Regions from separate parts of the Mus musculus genome. Here region 1 is linked to region 2. The links are chromatin loops, found by intact Hi-C in ENCODE. Cell type or tissue: gastrocnemius. All regions are shown on one strand. Each heading gives the region's core, and the rest is flanking DNA. Links, peaks and the distances in the headings are about the cores only.

The links. Peaks named below come from ENCODE experiments on the same cell type or tissue, not always from the same donor. Only the 100,000 strongest peaks of a DNase experiment are listed, where the experiment ranks them.
Region 1: it touches region 2 in a loop (10-fold over the local background); 15 of 42 quality-filtered maps call a loop at or near these places.

The regions. Positions count from the first base shown.
Region 1 is chr14:118,150,589-118,162,023 of GRCm38, forward strand. Gpr180 (G protein-coupled receptor 180) reads left to right here. Exons shown (of 9, transcript NM_021434.5): 4 at 2,981-3,161; 5 at 3,289-3,338; 6 at 7,309-7,466; 7 at 9,405-9,596; 8 at 10,969-11,046. Among named protein-coding and RNA genes, the nearest start is that of Gpr180, 19 kb to the left of the region's middle. In gastrocnemius, for the core only: no CTCF peak of the experiment used is centred there; a DNase peak (open chromatin) is centred at 6,754.
Region 2 is chr14:118,587,191-118,598,625 of GRCm38, forward strand. It overlaps Abcc4 (ATP-binding cassette, sub-family C (CFTR/MRP), member 4), which reads right to left. Exons shown (of 31, transcript NM_001033336.3): 16 at 10,304-10,444; 17 at 9,949-9,986; 18 at 9,490-9,584; 19 at 7,572-7,718. It overlaps Mir6391 (microRNA 6391), which reads right to left and starts at 5,282; the gene lies at 5,179-5,282. In gastrocnemius, for the core only: a CTCF peak has its summit at 4,513 (motif pointing left); DNase peaks (open chromatin) are centred at 2,646 and 4,506; H3K4me3 peaks cover 1,978 bases; H3K27ac peaks cover 512 bases.

The sequences.
Region 1 (11,435 bases), core at 2,145-10,144, 440 kb before region 2:
TTATTGAAATAGCTTGATAGGTTTTGCTACATTGTCTCGGTCTCCGCAGACACATTCATGCCTTTATGCTTTCCTCGGTCTCCACAGACACATTCATGCCTTTATGCTTTCCCGGTTCCCCTCTGTTCCAAAGTTACCTGGTCCAGCTTAGTGCTGGTGAAAGTGAGCAGCCGAGGGCTCAGCGGAGCAGAAAGACTCGCTGTGCACGTGGTGAGATAGTCAGCAAGTAGCTTAAGGAAAAGTTCTATGGCTTGTTCTCCAAGATGAAGCTCTCACTGGGCGTCTGTGGCCTGACCAGGCTCGCTCGCCTGCGCTTGTTAGCACCCTCCTTCTCAGTGTTGGAAAACGTGAGGGTAGGCAGATCATCAGATGGTTTGAGGTCGTGCGTGAGGGTGGGAAGACGGTGCTCTGAGACGAGTTGGGCTGGACAGGATGGTGCTGTATCCAGCGTCCCTCGCTCGCTCGCTCAGGTGAGGCTGAGGCACTGCAGCCATTCTCTAAGCATTCCCTACTCAGTCTCATCAAAGCGTCTTTAAGGCTTGCTTTATAATCTCCACATTTTCTTGTAAGTGTTCACCATCTGCTACGTGTTCCTCTAAGAGTCTTCTTTAAGTGGACTGACCTAGTTACCCACCTGTTGTAAAATTAGATTTGAATTCCAGTGTGAACAACACAAATTGCCTTCTTGTGACTGCTAGAGGTAGAGCAAAAGTAAAATCCACAGCTGAAGAGAGACAGACGTGGCTTAGAGATGAGCTGCTTAAAAGGAAAAGCAATACTAATGCCCAGAGTACACAGCCAGCGTTGCTATCTTTAGAGTGTTTTATGGACGGGCTCGGGGAAGGCTTCCTCATCCAAGAGTTCGTTAAAAGTTTGAGTCATAGGTTTTTAATGTGTTAATCCAATCATATTTTTCTCTCTTTGTTATCTTAGCTTTTTCTGGGAGATATATTTACCACTGAATAATGTCCTTTTGTCCTTATATTTTGATTTTTTTCGTAAATAGTCACAGTTTTCATAATCTGTTATATAATGAGTAGTAAACTCTGATCCTGTAATGGGTACTTTACAGAGTATTACAAATAAATAACTTTCAGTAGATGCTTTGTGGAATTGTTTAATATGAAGAAGGAAAAATAAGAAACAAAAATGAAGACAGGGAGGTGTCAGGAATTTGGCTGACCCACAGCTGCTAACATTGGAAGCATCTGCGCTTCCTGCCTTGTTCCAGTAATCAGCTCAGGGTCATAGTGCCGCTGTTCTACGTGCAGCCTGTCTCCTGCCAGCTACCCCGCTACCCCAGCTACTCCAGCTACCTCAGCTACCCCAGCTAACCCAGCTAACTCAGCTACTCCAGCTACCCCAGCTACCCCAGCTAACTCAGCTACCCCAGCTAACCCAGCTAACTCAGCTAACCCAGCTACCTCAGCTACCCCAGCTAACCCAGCTAACTCAGCTAACTCAGCTACCTCAGCTACCCCAGCTACCCCAGCTATCTCAGCTATCTCAGCTTCTTCACTGCACTGAAACTATGAGCTCATCACGTGTGTGGTAGAGCAGGAGAGACACCCAGTGGTAAGAGAACTTCTTGCTGATTTTGGATCTCTTGCTGGTGGACCCAACATGAGGAGTTTGAGCCTTTTTTTCTGGGATATCTGTTTCCTGGTTTGCTTTTCCAAAATGACTTTTTGGATAATAAAAGTCTTTTCTTCATTAACTGGCATTTACCCCAAATGGGAAGCTAGAGCAGTCTCAGGATTCTCACTGGGGTGGGAGCGAGTGCAGCTCCATGCACAGACCTGGTCGAGAGCCCTGTGTGCTCGCCCTCATTGCACCCTGGTGTTCAGTGTAGGGTAACAGCCCTGCTCTTAGGACTCCTGTGAATTCAGCAGAGTGTACGTCCGTGGGTGCAGCAGCCACAGAGGAACAGTATCGTGTGAAAAGTGGTCAGTACTCAGCACACGGCACACGGCACACAACATGGTATAATACCTGTTTATACAGCATTTATACTGTACTGGGGATTGAAGATCATCTGCAGATGGTTTGGAGTTGTATAGCAGATATGCATTGGATTTTATACATAAATACCATGCATTTTATTTAAAGGAGTTCTGATGTCTAAGGGCTTCCTGGTACCAGTCTCCCTTGGCTTGAAAAGAAAGACTAACTTAATTCCTTAAACTCAAAACTATGAAATTCCCAAGCTTCTAACTTGAAGTGTATTAGAATTTTTTTTTTTTTTGAAATTTCACAGATGAAAACTCAAGTCCCAGTCTGCTTATTGTAAGGTCCCGTGGGCACTCCAGGAGACCAGTGGCAGAGGGCACATCATGGCGTCTTCTGCTGCATTCTTACTCGGTTCTTACCTATGCCAACAGTCTCCTTTGCTCATAGCCTCTGCCCACTCAGACGTCATCACTGCTGTGTGACTCTGGCCTGGTCTAGGTCCCAGCTGCAGCTCTCAAAGCCCACCTTCTGTGTGCAGCCATTTGACTTCTGAGGGGCAGTATGGCTCATCTAACTTTGTTCTTGGCTATTTGGATTGGTGGCTAATTGTTTGTTGTCAAGGTTCTTTGCCAAAATGGAAGTCAAGGTTAAACTACTGGTGACAATAAATGTTGCTGGCGTTCTCGGGACAGCCGTGCACCCTGAGCTTACGAGGTGTCTCACTGAACATTGAAGCCACAGCTGGCTGCTTTCACGTGAAACACTTTTGATTATCCCGTGAGTCTTCGTCCTGCCTTGAGGGATTTTGTTGTTTCACGGGCTGACTTTACCTAGGTTGTTTTAAGTGCCTTCTTATAGATCAAGCTTGGACCCAAGGCGTGCGCATGGGGAAGGGGACAGTTAGTAATTCCCATCTCTCTTCCTTACATAGCAAATGTGTTCAAGCACTAGAGGAGAAGGAGAAGCAGACGGGAAAGCCGCCTGACGCTGTCCTGTTTTACTGAAGCCAGCCCCCTCTCTTCTCTTCCAGGGCTCCACGAGTTCTTTTTCCTCCTCGTCCTAGTGTACTTTGTGACTGCGTGCATCTATGCGCAGTCTCTGTGGCAGGCTATGAAGAAGGGAGGACCCATGCACACCATCTTAAAGGTCCTCACCACTGCACTGCTGCTTCAAGCTGCTTCAGCCTTAGCTAATTACATCCACTTGTCCAGGTAAGCCAGCCCCAGTGCTCATCACACAGCCAGTTCACCCTAAGTAGTCCGCAGGCATGCTAGCTTTGATTGTGAGCATTTCTCACACTGGTAATTTACACTGACGCTCTGCTCTGCAACTACTCAGGTACTCCAGAGATGGGCTAGGAGTGCCTCTCATAGGAAGCCTGGCAGAAGGTGAGTAGGTTTCTGAGCATGCTTTCAAAGATAGATTTGCCATCTTGTTTTTCTTCTTAAAAAAAAAATCAGTCAATCAAACAAACAAACAAACCTTTATCTTCAGCTGGTGTTGTAGCTCGGTAGTAGAGTACTTGCCTAGCATTGAATGCGGACCTGGGTTTAATCTCCAGCAATGTGGAGTATGATGACGGTGATGGTGATGATGCTGTTGGTAATGATTATGATGATGGTGGTGGTGACGATGAAATTATTATTTTTGCTGTAGTGTAGTTTTCTGCTTCAGTTTATCTAGAACTAAGCTTAACTGGAATATAGACTATAGATTTAGTTCTCAGATCGTGTTTGATCTTACTTCTTCATTGTTTATTATCCACAGACACTCCCTCAGTTTATCCTCAGTAAAGGGTAGGTCTGCTTTGGTAATCCGTGTTTTGCAGAGTTGGTGCTCAGAGCTGCTCAGTGTATACTCCACAGGTCAGTCAGCTTGTGAGCGTCAGAGCCCAGCTTTCCAGTCGCATCGCACAGGATTCTCTCTGTTGTAATGTTGTAATTCTCTTTTCTCGTAGACCGACTTTCTCTGTTTCTGATCCAAGGCTAGTGTACTTACAATTAAGCTGACCTCACCTCTTTGTTCTTTCTTTTATAAGAGATACTCTTAGTAAGTAATTTTAAAAATGCTTAGAGGTCTTATAATCATGACATTTTAAAAAGAACTTGAGAGTGAAGTCAGGTCTTGTGCGGTTCTTTATGCTCAGAAACTAAGGTTTGGGCTCTGGAGCCATGTTAGATCACCTGTCCCGTCTTCCTGCAGTTCCTGGAGTCTCGCCAGTGCTGTGGCAGGCGGTCTCTCCACAGGGCTCACTCATCTCCTCAGCCCCCCCCCCCCCCCCGCTCGGTCTCATCACCCATGGTTATTACGGAACTTGAGGAGCCTTTTGTTACCGTGTGACATGAACACGAGGCAGTTGTCCTTAGTGAACACCGTCTAGACCTTGGCTTCCCTCTTTCTTTTGCAAATGCATGGGCATTTCAGTGGGATCGTGCAGGCCAGAGCTGCAGAGATGGCTTAGGCAGCTGGGGAGACTGACATCTGGAGAGGCAGGGTGCACACCACAGACCTTAGCAGAAACCTCTCAAAACCAAGGGTCAGTGAGGACTTACTGAGGAAGCGCTGGGTGCCTGACTGTGTTCCTGTCAGGTCTGGGCATGGAAAGGCTTTTGTCTGCAGCAAGGGCTCTACCTCCAAGCTATATTCCTTGGCATTGGAGGGTGGGGTCTATTTTGTGACTGTCCTTGAGCTTGTTGGGTACCGTAGGCTGCCCTCAGACTCACTCCTAACCCTGGCTGGAGTCCTTGGGTTAGGTGTGTGTGACTGTGGCGTGGGCCCCACCTTGCTCTCTGCAGTAGCTGTTGTTTTCAACTTTAGTGAGCTGATGTTGCTAAGGATTGGTAATTCTTCCAGCAAACAGTTGGCTGTGTAAGTGGTTAAGAAAGCAGTTGTGGCCGGGTGCTGGTGGCGCACTTGGGACGCAGAGGCAGGTGGATTTCTGAGTTCGAGGCCAGCCTGGTCTACAGAGTGAGTTCCAGGACAGCCAGGGCTACACAGAGAAACCCTGTCTCGAAAAACCAAAGCAAAAAAAAAAAGCAGTGTGTGATCTGTGTCTATGAATATTATCTTCATTAATATATAGTACACATTTATAAAATATAAATACATTTATAGATAAAATAGCAGGCAGCTATGTTCAGCCACAGTGAGCACAGGTTAGCACTCCCATCACTGTACAACCTGGGGTAACGGGTTACAGCACTCCATCACTCTGCACAGTGAGCACGGGGTACAGCACTCCATCACTGTACAGTGAGCACGGGGTACAGCACTCCATCACTGTACAGTGAGCACGGGGTACGGCACTCCATCACTGTACAGTGAGCACGGGGTACGGCACTCCATCACTGTACAGTGAGCACGGGGTACGGCACTCCATCACTGTACAGTGAGCATGGGGTACGGCACTCCATCACTGTACAGTGAGCACGGGGTACGACACTCCATCACTGTACAGTGAGCACGGGGTACGGCACTCCATCACTGTACAGTGAGCACGGGGTACGGCACTCCATCACTGTACAGTGAGCATGGGGTACGGCACTCCATCACTGTACAGCGAGCATGGGGTACGGCACTCCATCACTGTACAGTGAGCACGGGGTACGGCACTCCATCACTGTACAGTGAGCATGGGGTACGGCACTCCATCACTGTACAGCGAGCACGGGGTACGGCACTCCATCACTCTACAGCGAGCACGGGGTACGGCACTCCATCACTCTGCACAGTGAGCACGGGGTACAGCACTCCATCACTGAACAACCTGGGGTGGAAGGGAAGGAGCTGGAGCATGAGGGTCCCCCAGGCGTTTGTGTTCGCTTCTTAAAGCTCACAGAGGGATTCCTTCAGCCGGTGTCTTCACCATGTTAGCTGACTGTATCTGTGATATGTTTAATGACATTAATTTACATCACACTTAAACATTTGTGGTGAAAGAAAAATGTGCTTGATCTGACAGTCTATGTCACTCAAGTGTAGTAACAACTCATTATGTGCATCTGCCGCCGTACATACATAAGCATACATTCGTAAACTTTCCCTGTGGAGACTGCAGACATCTGTTCACCCCCGACAGACAGACACAAGCAACACAGGAAAGCAGTTCCACCCAAGTCTGGGTTGGTGAGCAGTGAGTCTAGTTAGGATAACCTGGGCTAACATGAGCAGCCTACAAGTCTGGGTTGGTGAGCAGTGAGTCTAGTTAGGATAACCTGGGCTAACATGAGCAGCCTACAAGCAGCTATGCCACTGAGGAAAATGCCCCCACTCCCAGCAGCCGTAACTGTACACTCTCAGGACAGAGTGGGCAGTGTGAGCCCCTCCTCACCCACCATGGAGGGAAGTTAGGGGGCTTAGTCTTGTGCAGTTCTCCTGTAACCAGAGCTGCTGAGAGTTCAGGGAGGCAGCGCAAGGCCTGTGCCGTGCCCCGAAGAGAGTGTGTCACAGTGTGCATGTGCGGTAGCCTGTTCATGTAGATGACAGAGCAGGAGGACGTCCGTCCACGTGACATGTGCAGATTTTTGATGTGCAGCTCAAAAACAAACATTACACCCCAGCAGTTTTTCTTTGTACAAGGAATCTCTCTTACTTCGACGCAGTAAAAGTATAAACTGTATGGGTGGCAGTTTATTAAACTGTGATTTTAAAATACACTATAATAGAAAAAGAATACCTTGTATTGTAAGCAAGCAACTTACATTCAAGGTAAATGTGTTTGTTTCTGTGCGGTGTGCTTCTACGGCAGGTGAATTGGGAATTCTTTTACAGTTGAGTTCTCCTGCAGTGCAGGTGCCGGCCACCTGGTGGCGCTAGTCCATGCAGCTCGTCATTTGTCACTAGGACTCTGTCATGTCAGATGTGGTGATGGCTGTGAAATTTCAGTTTCCTAGTAACAGTTTTACAAAGTACTCCCCTATTACAGCTTATCCAGAAAACCTCATTAGCAACCCCAAAAAGGATACTAATATTTCTACATTGCAAAATTATATTTAAAGTTTATTTTTGTCAAAGTTGACCATAGCAATAAGAGAAGGAAATATATAGCTTTAAGGTTGAATATGTATGTGTGTGTGTGTGTGTGTGTGTATATATATATATGTGTGTGTGTGTGTGTGTGTGTGTGTGTGTGTGTGTCTGTATTAGTCATGTATCATTATTTTTGTAACCAATTACAAACTTTATGCCGAGTAGTTAATGTTTAGAATTATTACACACTAATCTTATTTAACTTATTTTGAGAATTAAAAAAAAATGCCTTTCTTATATTTAAAAAGGGGCATTCTCATCTCAATGAAAAATGTCCCAAATTCTGTGGATTGTGGAACTTTATTGACTATGATTTTCGTTTCCCTTTAGTTTTTGACATTGCCTCCCAAATTCAGATGCTGTACCTGCTTCTGAGCCTGTGTATGGGCTGGACAATAGTGCGGATGAAGAAGTCGCAGAGCAGACCGCTCCAGTGGGACTCGACACCCGCGTCCACGGGCATCGCAGTCTTCATCGTCATCACACAGGTGAGCGAGCCGATGACAGCCAGCACGCAGGTGTGCCTGAGGGCGGCCCCTGGGCCAGGAGGACCGTGGAAGTGTGGAGTTAAACTGCAGGTGAAATAATCGCCTTAATCCGGGCGCTGGCATGTGTCGATGGCAAGGCTTGGAATACACTTCTACTGCTTCCTAAAAGTCATTCCCCACTTTTTCTGTTTTCTTAAATAATTTTTCAAAGGATGTCAGCATTTCTTAGTGTAGAGAGATAGCTTAACAGTAAAGAGCCCTGGCTGCTCCTCCAGAGGACCCAGGTTCAATTCCCAGCACCCTATGCTGGCTCACAGCCACCTAAACTCCAGTTCCAGAGGATCTGACACCTTTTTCTGATGTCGGCAGGCAAAAACCATGTGTATGGTATAAAATAAGTTCTATAATCATACTTCTTTGCTGAAATGTTCAAGGTTAGAAGTGTAGTTAAAAAAACAAATGGGTAAAATTTAATCTAAGAGAGGAATAGTGCTTTTAGGTCTTTAGTTTAGTTTTAGTAGTGCTTTTCTAAAAGCCATTCCCCACTTTTTCTGTTTTCTTAAATATGTGTGTGTGTGTGTGTGTGTGTGTGTGTATGTGTCTGTGTGTGCTGCATGTTTGTGGGAGAGGCATGAGTATATGAGCAAGGGTATATGAATGTGTGTGTGTGCGCGCGCGCTTCTTTGCGTGTATAAGATCACAGGCAGCTTTTGTTATTATGGGTTGTGGGCATAGAACTTGCTCTTTACTGGTATTGACGGTTAATGGTTGCTGGAGGAGGAGGTGTAGCCATTGACAAGCTGTCCGTGGTCTCCTCGCCATGTAAGCAACCCTGACTAGTGCTCCCCCTCCCCAACATCAAAGCCATACGGGTGGGGTGGAGAGACCAGGAGGAAGGGGTTCAGGGGGAGGGGTGGGGTGAGGAGAGACTGTAAAGGGGGTGAAAGGCTCAAGTTACTGTGTACATGCGTGCAACTGCCAAAGAACAAAAAGGGAAAGCTTTGTTTAACACGCGCTGTGTTAGATGTGAATACGGTTATGTTCTTGAAGTCTCCTCTCCAGTGGCTCCAGTCACCTTGACACACGTGACTGCTATCACGCTACATCTGTTGTTCTGTATCCGCTCACGACCTCGCACTTTAAGACAAGCACTTTGCCTAGGACAGAGATATTTCCCGAACCCCAAGAATTGCAAGTTTTATGTCCCCGAAGAAAGTTTCCTTTGTGGAGTAGCAAAAGTAGCTTGTCTATTAAAAATTCTGTGCCGGTGAGCGTTAGACAGTGTGCAGGGGTGAGGAGAGCAAAGAGGTGAGCGTTAGACAGTGTGCAGGGGTGAGGAGAGCAAAGAGGTGAGCGTTAGACAGTGTGCAGGGGTGAGGAGAGTGAGAGGTTACGACAACCCCTGAAGGCCAAAGAGCTGGATTCTTCTTGTTGTTTTGAGGTGAGGCTCATGTAGACCAGGCTGGCCTGAAATGCGCAGAGATCTGTCTGCACCCCCCTAGTTCTGGGATTAAATGCATGAGCTACAATACCCAGCCAAAGAATTGGATTTATTGAATTTTATTTACCAAAGGTGTTTGGAAGTGACTAAAGACTCAGTTTTGAATACTAAGCTTACATAGGAAGCCTTAAAGTATATTTGATGATTAGAAAAAGATGAAGTGGTTTAAGCAGTTGGTGTTTAGTAGGGACAGGGGGAACATGGGCAGCACTAAATGGAACAGCGTAAAGAAAACATGCTATACTTTGTACTGTCACAGTAAGAAGGTGGGGTATGTAACTGTGCCGGCTACACAGAGAAACCCTGCCAAGAAAGAAAGAGAGAGAGAGAGAGAGAAAGGGAAGGAGAGAAAAGAAAAGAGAAGAGAGAGAGAAAGAAAACATACATTTTATTGTAAATAGGTTGGGTTTTTATCTAATTATTATTATTCTTTACAGAGCATTTTGCTACTCTGGGAGCAGTTTGAAGACACCAGTCACCACAGCGCACATTCACACCGCAGCTTAGCCGGGCTCTTGCTGATTGTCTTACGGATCTGCCTGGCGCTGTCGCTGGGCTGCGGACTCTACCAGGTCATCACAGTGGAGAGGAGCGCGCTCAAGAGAGAGTTCTACATCACGTTTGCCAAGGTACGGGCTGGGCAGGAGAGGCTCCGATGCTCTGCTTCTCTGCCATCTGTGGCAGTTACTAACGAGTTGCATGCTGTCCATGCCGAGCACTGTGTGGAGCCCGTGTTCCTCCAGCTAATCCTGCCGACCTGCGTGAAGTGGCTGTGAAGCCGTTTACAGAGCCCGGGGAACTATGTTTTCCATGCAGTGTTTGCGGGCCGCTTGCCCTCCCTCATCGAGCTTTTTCCTTATCAGTACTGACTTTCATTTTCTGTTGTGGGATTTTAAAAAGAGTGTTCGTCATCATCCATTAACTGTGTGAACTGTTACGGTTGGAGTTCCAGTGTTGTGTAACACGCGTGAGGAGGTGTCCTTCTGACTAAGAGCATGTGCAGCCGAGGGTTGACCCATGTGCTGCAGGGGCGTCCGCCTCACACTGTGGGTGGATTTGATTCTCGCTCCCAGCCCATCTCTGGAGCGCTTTGGGGTCTCACCGAGTGTCTGAGCCAGTGCCGCCAGCCCCAGCGCCTCTCTGCTGGGGAATTAAACACGCGAGTTCCTCTCTGCATCTCCCTCTCCTGCTCTGAGTAGGAACCCACTGAGCACTTGTCTCTCTTACTGCTCAATCTTGAAAGGGCCCAAGCTTTATAACCTGAAAAGGAGGTCCATTGCCACACTGCATGGGAACACAGTGGAAGGGACTAGGAAACAATGTAAAGTCTCCCTCTCTTCCCTGCCTGGTGCCTCCTCTGCAATGCCCTTCAAACAAGTGAGCCACCAGCCAGGCCTGGGTCGCCTTGCTAAAGTTCCTATGGACATGTCATCATGACTTTGTGCTTTTATTTTTGCAGAAATAGTATCCATTTATAACATATTTGCAAATGTAGTGTCATAGATATTCTAAAAGGTAACAGTTTGGTTAGGGAAAAGAGTTTATGTCAGAGCAAAAATAAATTTCTACATTTTATTTCAAGTTTACTCTGAGGTGCAGTTGAGGCTAGTCAGAACCTAGAAGAGAGAACATTAAGGTTTTTATTCTATGCATATGTGTGTTCTGCCTTTGTGTGTGTGTGTATGTATATGTATGCATACACACACACCATGTTAGATCCCCTGGAACTAGAATTAAGAAAGTTGTGAGCTGCCATATGGGTGGTGGGAACTAAATATGGGTCTTCTGCAAGAATAGCAACTCCTCAGGAGCACTGGTCCACCTCTCCTCGAGGCCCCGAGTACATTAGTAACCTTGCTGTTTGATAGTTGATTCGGGATCTCTGTAGCGCCGGCTGCCGTCAGATCTGCAGTGCGCCACCATGGCCGGCTGGGTTTGGGGTTTGTCTTTAATCTGATGCCTTCTAAGGGACGCGGTTCTTACCTTGTGTGTTTCTTCCAGGGCTGCATCCTGTGGTTCTTGTGCCAGCCAGCGCTCGCATGCATTGCTGTCGCTTTTAATGACTACCAAAGAGATAAGGTCAGTTGTGGTGGCAGGAACGCGGTTGTGAGCATTTACAACCCGTTTAAGTAGGAGGTGCCAACTTAGCCTTTCAGAAGTTTCTTGAGTTCTTTAAAATGCTTTAAAAAATATTAACATTATTGAATCCATAAATTAGAAGTTATAAACATTGAAAAAGAGCTTGAAAATTAGTTTACAAGCAAAATGTTAGAAAGAAGTTTTTTTGTTGGTCTGTTTGCTTTTGAAACAGGATCAGACTACATCGCCTTGGGCCTCAAATGTGGTGCAATGATCCTCCTGCCTCTGCCTTTCACGTGTGAGATTACAAGCACATGCTAGCACACCCAGCCTAGAAAGAGCTTTATGAGTCATAGCAGTTTCAGAATCATGCTTTATGAATGAAATTA
Region 2 (11,435 bases), core at 1,190-9,189:
ATCAAAGAACAGTGTCTGGGTTATTTTTATGTTTTTTAAAAAATAATTTGTTGTCTAGGGCTATTTAGGCTTATGCTTGTGAAGATGAGATTTAATAGAGGTCCATAGAAGATAACCAACAGATGCCTGAGGAGAAAAGAAACTCCTCTGCTTACTTGTTGGAGGCCGAGGCCGGGGGACTGAAGCAATCAATCACTGGTCTGTGGCCCCTCCAGATAAGAGCAGAGAACCTCAGTCTGCCTTAACCTCCCACCCTCTACTCGGCCCAAGTCTTAAAACAGATGCGTTTTCACCTGTTTCGTTGGGCCACACAGTTTATAAAACACAACTATGAAAGCAACCCAAACCCCAAGTTATGGGAAGGCTAAAAGTCCCCTTTCACGAACTTTATTGGGTGTTTGACCTTTCCTCTCCTCAGTTGGTAAACATCTAGGGGCCAGAATCATAGATTATGAATCACAGCTTCTGAGGAACCAGTGTTGGCTTTTCCATCCGGGCCCTCCCACTCTGTGGACTCGGTCTAGAGTGATCTATCTGTGATCTCTTGTCAGCTGCTCTCAGGAAAGCAGAGCTTGATTCCATACATGCGCTAACTATAAAACAAAAGGCTGCGGTCATATCCTAATGACCATCAATCTCCATTGTTCTCCCTGGGCGTAGTTTGGGGAGATGAGACTGCACCTACAAAGCTTTCGCCTGCTCTATCAAACCAATATGCGTTTACTCATCAAGTACAAAGTGCCCGATCTTGAGTCAGGGAAATGTGGTGATGAAATAACAGGTACGTTTGAAGACAGCAGGAAGCACAAAGCTAACACAAGACATGGATTTTTAACTATAAAAAAAAAGCAAGCAAACAGAATTCTAGTCCTTACTGACTTCCACACAATACCCCATACTATGCTTTATTCCAGCCAGACTACCCCTAGCTTCAATATTTATTCATGATGAACTTGGTACAGAACTCCAACCCATTTTCTCTGGAAATGTTGCACAAAAGCGGAACTTACATTATGAACATTCCTCAATATAATTTTTGCTCGAAGCACTTCTGGCTCTAGAACTAGCATTGGGGAGAAATCTTTCAAAATACAACACTGTAGGACCTTGCACCTTCAATCCCAGAAGGCAATGGCCAAGGAATGCACACATGCCGAGCTCTAAATGAGCTGGAAACTCAAACAGCACAGATCCCAAATCACTGGATGGCTCACAGTAGATGACACACTTAACATCGTAGGCATAGAACTATCCGCCTTCACAGAAGACATTCACAAGGCTAGCATTAACTCACATACTAAATACTATAAAGAATAACTATCATTCTAACAAGAACTATGATAAACTGGATAGAAGACCAAAAAAATATATATATACTTTATGTGAGATAAAATGTCACAGGCTCAATGATGCCAATATTGAGATTTTTCCCCCGAGTTTTGTTCATTGCAAAATGAGTAACATTTATGATAGAGTGGACAAGGATGAAATATAAATATGCATGTAATATTTAATATATGCCTTAGTGGAAAATAATTTGAAATAATTAAGCAAAATGTCATCCTTTTAACTTTCTGTAATACAACATGATCATCATTTTGAACAAGTTAGCAGCTCCCCAAATCTTATGTTCTAAATGTTCTATTTGACAACTGTGAACACAAAGCTAGCTCGTTCTCTCTCTCTCTCTGTCTCTGTCTCTGTCTCTCTCTCTGTGTGTGTGTGTGTGTGTGTGTGTGTGTGTGTGTGTGTGTGTGTGTGATACTCACCTGCTAGTATTTCCATGCCCAATTTATCATGGAGAAAATCCACAAATAAAGAGCAATAGGAACATTTTAGCAGGTTTAAAACCGTACACTAAAACAGTGTAATGTGTACCAGCTGTAGAAAAGTACTATAATCATGTCAGTTAGAGAGATCACTGATTAAATAACAACCGCAATCAGATGTATGTAACTATGTAACTATTTAAACTTATAACAAAGGCTTTTATTATGCTATTAGCAGTAAATGGGCAACGCCCATAAAATATCACTTAATATCACCCCCCCATAAGAGTTTAAGTACATATAACCATTGTTATGTGGAAAAAAAACATTATTTTTAATACGTGACAACTTGACAGGAATTAATTGCCACACCTACTTCAAACCATTAGCTATTTCAATTCAAACCAGAAAACATAATATTTACGTGGCTATTGAGGATCACGATGATTAACGCGATCTTTTATGTAACCCTTCTGTACTCGCTCACGTTTGTTATTATTAACAAGGAAAAAAGGAGACAGGGAATGTGTGTTTTTGTTTTGCAACAAAGCTTTTCTGCCGATGACTAAGTTCTTCCTTTGAACAGAAAAGGTCTCTTTACTTAACTCATGTACATGTAAATATATTCTTTACAATGTGCATAAAGCAAGGAAAGGGGTTGTTTGGTTTCTTTTTTCTTTTTTCTTTTTTTTTTTTTAACCCATGGGCCTTATGCCAGAATTAAAGCCAACGTGGGCAGGATGAGTCCACGGCAGCTGTCAAGACGCCGTTATTCTTATTTTCAACTTCTTACAGCTCATCCGCTCTCAAGGAAGGGAAACTGTCATCTCTTGTAGCTGTATCCACGGCAGATCTCACTTGAAAGGAAACACAGGGGATGATCTGGCACAAACGGGCATCTCACCCGTTTCCAGCACCACCGCTGAATATTTATGTCGGTGCCAAATGATGACTCCGGTGAGATATTTTAACACGAAGCCGTGCCTTGTAAATCGCCTGAATGATGCTGTGTCAAAACACCTACCATAAATCAGAGGTTTTAAGACCAGTATTTCTTGTTTAAACATGCTACCTGCTCAGCAGAAGCACTTGTGTGAACAGGCATAGATTAATGTGTGCTAAGCAGAGCCATTTTACCTCCACATGTATAGAGCTATAATTTAACAGGCCTATTATTGTCAAGGTAATTTTGACAGTGCTGTATTATACTTGTTAAAATATGCATTTAGCACTAACTCCAGTGGTCACTGGGACTGAATAAACACACGGGTATCCTGCAATTAGATTTCTTCTCTATTGAGGACTTTCTTCTCTTGCTTTTCTGGCAAAGACAAGGTGTGTTGACAATCGGTTTCATCAATGCTGCAGCAAGACAGCCTTTCTGATGGTACACTCCCATGTGGCTTCAACTCTCTTCTCACTTCCTCAGGAGTTCTTTAGCAACTTACCCCAGATTCTGAACGCTCTCTTTCTGGGCTGGAGAGCCAGGAAAATATTAAGACCACTGACAGCCCTCCTCCCTGACAGCCCTCCTCCCAGCCCCTCCCGGATGCAGAGCCTAATTCAGAATAGTTTATGTTTGTGATGTCATCGACAAGCCCAATTTCCCACTCAGTCGAGCTGAGAATCTTAATCACTATGCAATCTCTAGAGTTTTTTTATTAGGATGGGTAAGAGAAAGTCTCTCTTAAAGTCTAGGACTATTGGTGACATTCTCAATTTAATATAATTCACATTAAACATATATAATATAAATATATGTTTAAATAACACAAGTCAGTGTACTTCTTTCCCCTCTTTTCCAGCATTTTATTTCTCACATACTCAACCAAAAATGGTGACTCGGAATTGATACTTTTGTTTAACATCATGTGATGCTGCACACACCAGTGCTCACGCACATGGCAGAAAAATCGGCCATGTGAATAAACACACTGACCACCACCCCAAGATTAACGCTGTGTCTCCCAGAGAAAACAGACAAGCCCGTCAGCCGGCGCCAGCAACTCTCTTTCTCCCACGCAGACTGACAAATGAGTAGATTTCTGTGAACCTGAAGTTGATGCTGTCAGCCATGCGCCTGACCAAAACTGGGCAGCAGAAGACGGGACCACTACCAGCCACTCTCCCGTTTCCAAAAGCAAAAGGGGATGTTGCGTGCCTGGATGGAAAAAAAGGACTGTGGCTTCGGACATCGTGGAAACCAACCTCAAATTCAGTGATCGTCTCCTCTCCCACCTCTCTCCCCCTCCACTCCCCTCCCCACCCCCGAACCCTCATATTTTGAGAGGAAAACAGCACTAAGTCAGAACTGACCCTATAGGAATCAAATACATCCAGCCGAGAGGACCCTTTCCGCCTACTCCTGCGTCTAGTGTTGAGTGGGGAATCGGAGTGTCCTCTGAAATGGTAGGTGTTCCCAAGAAGCAGGTAAGGATTTCTTTAATGCACCTTAGGGAAACTGGGCTCGTAGGTGACTTCACAAATAAAAAAACTCTTCTGAATTAGGCTGTGCACCCCGGAGGGGCTGGGAGGAGGGCTGCCGGTGGTTTGACTAATGTTTCTGTCACAATAAATGGCCAAAAAAGAAAATGCTTTTTAACATTTTCTGTGGAGTCTGACAAGGTACAAAGGCAGAAACTAGGAAGGGGGAATTTCCCAAGAAGGCTGTAACAGCAATCCCAGGTCTCGCTGGGTGAGCGCTCTGGGCTCTGCGCCTGCAATTCTGCAGCTCACGCTGCCCCCTGGTGCTCAGTGTCAGAAGTTCCCGGCTCCAGGCTCCAGGTTCCCGGGTCCAGGCTCCCTGGCAAAGCAAACCTGCTGGGTGTTGCTACTTGCGTTAACACCCTTGACCAGAGTTTGTTTATAAACATCTTCTTGAACTGCAGTGCTACACATGGAAGGTAAATGTTGGTGTGGAAGATCAGGGCTGCAGCTGAGATATGAGGCCCTGTAATGGATGTAAGAGCCACCTCTAAGTCACCTCAAAGGAGAGGGGTGGGGAGCGCTGAGAAGAAGGAAGAGGAAAGAAATCAAGAGGAAAAGGGGAGACCTGGCTTTTGGCAATCTCGGGCCAAAAGAAGAAACCTGTATCTTCAGGTCTGACCCCACTCACTCTCTCCGTTAAGTACCACTCAGTGAACTTGGGGTGAAGGCTCGGTAGCCAGTGTTTTGAGCAGCGTCCAAGGAAAACCTGGGTCTCTGGACAAGGGCAAAGGTCACCCACTGATCAGCACCAGAGCGGAGGGTCTGGAGGACATGGGCCACGAGATAGCAGTACTGAGTAGGGAGCATGGCAAGTCCCATGACTGTAAGACCAAGACACGTCTAAATTACGGCACATGGTCTCTGAGAATCAGAGGTGGTGAGGGGCTCTGCAGGGGCAAAGCTATGAGGCCTCACCTCACGTTTCTGTAACATTGTCCTCCCGTGCCTCACTTGCTGGACACTGGATGCTGGCAAGCATCTTCCTAGTTCCCTCACATTATCTAGACTCTGGGAGGATGCCCAGATGCAGAGATGACGAGGCACTGCAGCTGACCTCAGGGGCTCCTGGGAGCTGTCTGTGAAGCAACACCTTCTAAAGACACGTTGCTTGTGTCTTTACATTGCTCAGCCAACACGCTGCGTAGCCGAGACGGCATGACACAACAGGATGCTTCTGTACCCATTCTTGTTACATAAACCGCTGCAGTACATAAATAATTAATGGTATAGATAGACTATAGATAGCATAATCCATAGGCTGTGTCTCTTCACCATTTTAAAATGTGCAGAATTTTGCTCATATGAAAACGTAAGTCTTAAAAAGTTTTAAAATGTATTTTATTTTAAATACTCCACTAAAAGAGGTAAACAATTCGTGTTTACATTTCTGTCATGTAAGGACTATGTTTGGGGTTCATTAGGGCTCTGTTTTCATTGAAGGAAAAAAATCCTGCTCATAGACTCAGGACAGAGAAGCCAAATGAATCCTTCTGACTTGACATAAAATTAGTTACCCAGGATTTAGACTGGGCCCTAAACCCCTCAATAAATAAGAAAATTGGTACAAGGAAAAGCTTACGATTCTCGAACATGAAGCACCTGGTTAGTAGGACCGGGAGCAGAGTCACAACAGAAGAGCACTGCCTGCTGAGCGTTCCGGGTGGAAGTATAACTCTCAGGTCTAAGCCGAGCAGCGACATCGATCACAGCAGCAAATCCTCCAGCTAACTTCTGACCACAGCCCCAGCCCGACCGCGTGTGACAACTGTGGTTCACAACAATCACGTAAAACAGGAAAGGTCGGAATTCCACCCTACGGGCAAGAACACTGCACTTCCGGTGAACTTCCAGTCACTGTTCTCAGTCGCTGGGAACCGACAGTGGGGCTGAAGCCACTTGGAGCACTGAAAATCTCTCACCTGCTTAAGTCTTAGTTTTAAATATGATAGATACAGACAGTGTCCCCATTTCACGTATGTGAATGCCAAGGTGCGGGGACATTGAGTACCCGGCCTATGAGCACTGCCACAGCCTTAACCAGTGATTCTCACAGGGAGCCAAGACAGCCACAGGCACCAGGGTCTGTACTTCCCACCAACACATCCTACTTCAAAAATTGCTCACCTGACACTATGCAAATGCTCTGCTCTTGATCCAGCAGCTCCTTAATGGCGGCTGTGTTACCACAGTCCTCCGTGACAGGTCCCATTGATTTCCACCTGCATAAACAAAGCTGCCCGAGCCCCACCTCTGACCCCCAGGTGACCACGGTCTGTGAGGATGACTAACGCTTTCTAGGAACTTGGACCAAGGAGCTTCCTGCAGAAGCAAATGGGTCAGAGGACCATCATGGGGGCCGCTATCCGTTCATGCAAAGGCATGATGTCACGCAACAAACGCGTACTTATAAGCCACAGAGTTTAAGGTTATGGAGAAGGAAAGTGGGGGTTGCTGTTCATTTTTAAGACAGTGTTAAAACGAATGTTGTGGTGCATGCCAGCGTCTCAGTACTTGTGAGGAAAAGACAAGAGAGTTGTCATCAGTTCAGGGTCAGCCTGGGCTACATAGTGACTTCCAGGCTGCCCAGGGCTTCATCAGTTCAGGGTCAGCCTGGGCTACATAGTGACTTCCAGTCTGCCCAGGGCTTCATCAGTTCAGGGTCAGCCTGGGCTACATAGTGACTTCCAGTCTGCCCAGGGCTACAGTAGCAAGATACTACCTAAAAATACCAAATAACGAATATATTTATGTTATATCAAAATAAACAAGATAAAATAAAATTTACTAAGGGGTGATCACACTTTGGGGGTTTTAGACTTATCTTCATTATCAGTCAGGTCGAAGTCCGCACAGTTCACGAAAGGAATGGTCGCCCCCAAGACAAGAAGCAAGCACACAGCCCCTCATTTCCGGCTCAGAGGGCGGTCCTTCTAGTGAGACTCTTTAAAAGGGGGTACAGGCCAATGTTGTGTACATGCAGTAGGTGTCTTAGAAACTGTGCGACTACACTCTGTCCGCAAGTTATGTGGGGGGCTCTGGGAGCCGAGTGACAACTGGATTCACAACTCACTGTGCAAACTGAGTGCCCGTGTGCTGTGCCCCCCCCCACACACACACACCGAGATAAGTCCATGCAGCTGATATGTAGATTTGCTATTGGAGGAGAGAAGTATTGGGGAAGCTTACTGTAGAGAATGGGCAGACACGCAGAGGGACTTCCTCCTTTCTCAAAGACCAGAATGCCATCAGACCCTCGTTGCGTGAGTACACGCCTTAACAAGACACATTTACTGGGGAGCTCGGCGGCTGACTTACCGATTGGATTTCTGTCGAAGAACAACACGGGAGCCTTCAGTATGGACTCAAACATCCTGTTGTGCAAAGTCTGGGAAGCGTTCACAAGGATATAGAACACCAGTAGGGATCTCGCTATGCCAAAAAGGACGGTGACCGCAGTTAGACCTGAAATAAAGGAAAGCCAGGATCCTGAGGAAATGACACACTTCCTTCTACAACCCGACAGTTTATAAAAATATCTCTGATCTTCCCCATAAACATCTAGGTTCTACATAAAGACGATGCACATTTATGAGACACACTGACAAAAACTAAGTGGTTTTTTTTCTTACTGAATAGAAAATACCTATGTGCAGATAAAGTATAAACTACAGGCTTTAAAAACAAATTGCATGTCCTACTAAGCACTCAGAGGAAAGATTTCTGCCTGCATATCCCAGCTGGTATTTACAAGTCCCCCAATCTAGCACTGTGGTGGGTTCTGATACCATCATGTGGTGCTCCCCGGGAAGAGGGTCAGACCGGTAAACCCTCCTTGTAGTAAACCCCCTGAGTGGCTTTAAAGAATTTGAAAATATCACATTGGCTTACACACAGGAAAACTTTGAAACGGTTGAATTGTGAGAACATACAAATCATGTTTTAACATAAGATAACTAAATAGTAAACTAGTCACTCAATGCATGTCTCATGGAAACATATCACAGTTTAAATGAGCAGTGTTCAAACTCTGTGTTGCATTAAGGCATTCTTGAACCATTCTGCACGGATAGGAAGTGGAGAGGCATGGTGTGCTGTGTCATGCTACACACAGGAGGCAAGCATTCTATCCTGAGCTACCCCCTAACTCTGCTTCCCTAGTTTCCATTAGCTTGTAGCTCACACTGCTACAAAGACCGGGAAGAGCTGATGTGGTAAACATGTTGCCTTCTAATGAAGCAGCATTAACCCCTGGAGCTACTTAATTCTAAAACTCCATACAGCTGCGTTTTCCTTGGCCGCCCAGGCTACTTGAATAGATAATGGATCTATTTCCCTTTAGGGTTCGCACAGTCTGCCGGTAGGGACGGTAACCAGTCAGTGGATTTAGGTTTCTTAGGGAGACGTCAACAAAGTAAGTTCTAAACCTGGGTGAATGGCTTCTAACAGCGGTAATTCGTGCAAGCCAAGGAAAGCCTGTCTCCCGTGGGAACACTTGAAATTTTAGATGAGGATTTTCTTTTGAAAACTAACTCTATACTTTTTCCAAGCACTCTTGTGAAAACAGAGTGGGGTGTTAATATTAGTCGGGCAAACCAAATGTTAAATGAATCACACAGTCGGAGACGTGATAACATTGTTGGTCTCAAGGTAGGAAAGAGAAGGAGTTTTAATTCCTGCACACTGGGCCTCTCCCTGCTTAGCTTCCCTCTTCGGTAATTAGTGAAGCCCGAGAGATGAGCAGTGTGCTGTAGGGAGCTTTGCATACCTGTGAGGGGATAATGATTTTATTTGGGGGGCCTTGCTGCCAGAGGATTCCATCCAAGTTCAATAAAGGCCTGGGCTTATTCAGTCAGAATTGGAACAATCCAAGCCACAGGGTGGGGATCCGTTTCTAATCCCCCTGCCCATTCATATAATGATATAAGATTTAGCTAAAGCGACCTATTAGAATAGACAATAGTCACATATTTCCAGTGGTTGGTTTTCTGAACGCTCAATCCTAGTTTAACTTTCAAAATCCAGTACAGAGCAAATTAAGAGTCTTCATTCAACCTCTTTCTCCGGGTAGATTTAAAAAAAAAAATTATTCTAATTAATTCACAGAGTAAATGCGACGGAGTCTCCTAATCTGCTAAGACATTACTGAATTACTCCTAGGAGCTCTGGTTACTCACACAGGCCCATCGTAAGCACCTCAGGCCCTCAGATAACAGATCAAATGGCTAAACGTTACCTGCGTAAATTCCTAAGTACCAGCTGAGGTCTAGGGTCTCCGTTATATTTCCATTCGCATTTCTGGTGTTGTTCAGTGCACCTTGCTTGTTCGCCCTATGGGTGGAACATGGGAGGGAAAAAAATTACTAAGGTATGGATTTAGGTAAAAACAAAAGGAACCTAAGCTTAGGAGAAAGGCCTTGTGCCAGAAAGCAATTCTCAGCTCACACAACGCTTTCTGCGGCTGCCCTTCAAACTTTGACCCCTGACGTTCAGTTCTCAAGGTGCAGGTGGTGACCAGATATGGATAAAGAGTGGTGTGGGTCACACCCCACCAGCAAGCCGTCACTTTTCCTCTTCAAGGGACGAAGGTTAGAATAGAAGGCCTAACAGATCCCACCTCTTCCTAAAACCTATGGGAAAATGAAGCTACTACCTATAGATCGTAGAGCCTTTAATTCTGACCAGAAGAACTTACCAGTGGGAAAGCCACCAGTCCTGAAGAACATAGAAAACCTGCGGAGGGAAGCGAGACACAGCGTTGGCAAGACTTGCGTGACTTCCAAACTCGAAACTCAAAATGGCTGAAGACGTGGGACGGAGAGGAGGGTCCCAGAGCGTTCATTAGGATGGTCAGCTGGCTCAGGCTGTGCCAAGGCCAACTTCCCAGACAAGGTGTTACCTCTAAGCTCTTACAAGGTAACCCCACTTTTTTTCTTCTATACAATTCTCGACTGCGGTTAGCAACACTCTGGCTGCTCCCTGCCACACAGCACACCCCACTGTAAACCCATGTGTGAATATCCTGAGAGGGCACAGGTGTCATGATGTACCTGGCCCACCATGTTAAGCAGCACAAGGAAAATGATGAAGAACCAGGATGCGCCCGCCGAGAAGTAATTCTTGTAGGCCTTGAAGCCGATTCTCCCTTCCGAACGGCTCTCCTCGGGTTGCACTGCCTGCGTGTTCTCTGCCTGCGGAAGGTAAGAGGGGCTGTAAGCGAAAGGGAAGCACAAAAGCCTCCGAATGGTGACTGCAGGCAATGCAGCAGGAAAGCAGGCCAGCGTGGGAGAACAGATCGGCGGTAGGGCGCACACTTAACCCACAAAAGGCTGTAAGCTCAAAGGCAACACCGAAGACACCAAGAATGACCGAATGGCTCAAACTGCTAGCCAAGCGGAGCAGCCGAGTGGAAACATCTACAAGAGAGGGAGGATAACACATCCATTTATGCCGGGATCATCCAAGGTGTGGAGACTGGGGATGTGGGCAGCGAAGACAGCTGCAAGTGTAGTCAGACACAGCATGTATGGGTTCTGCTCTCACAAACTGAAAAGGATTCGGAGGGGGAAATAGTTGTCTGTACCGAACATGCATGGACACTTTTCTTGGCCTCTATTCCCCAGTAATTCCATGTATCAAGTGTCGATACAGTATTTATGTTGTATTGCAAATTATAAGTAATCTAGGGAGGCCGTGAAATATACAGAAGTACCCAGGTTATCTGCACACATGATGCATTTATATAAACTTGAACTCCCTCAAACCTTGCTATCCTTGGGGGTCCTAGACCCAAACCCATGCCATGTCAATGCCAAGAGATGGGATGGCCAGCCTGCCTGCCTTCCTTCCTTCCTTTCTCCCTTCCTTCTTTCCTTCCTTCCTTCCTTCCTTCCTTCCTTCCTTCCTTCTTCCCTTCTTCTCTTCCTTCCTTCTTTCCTTCCTTCCTTCCTTCTTCCCTTCTTCTCTTCCTTCCTTCTTTCCTTTCTTCCTTCCTTCCCTCCCAAGACAGGGCTTCTCTGTATAGCCCTGGCTGTCCTAGAACTCACTCTGTAGCCCACGCTGGCCTCAAACTCAGTAATCCCCCTGCCTCTGCCTCCCGAGTGCACCACCAGCTGGCCGAGATGATTTTCTTTTTAAAGGAGCACTAGTGCATACTTGCTTGAAAGGCTAAGGTGTGGTACA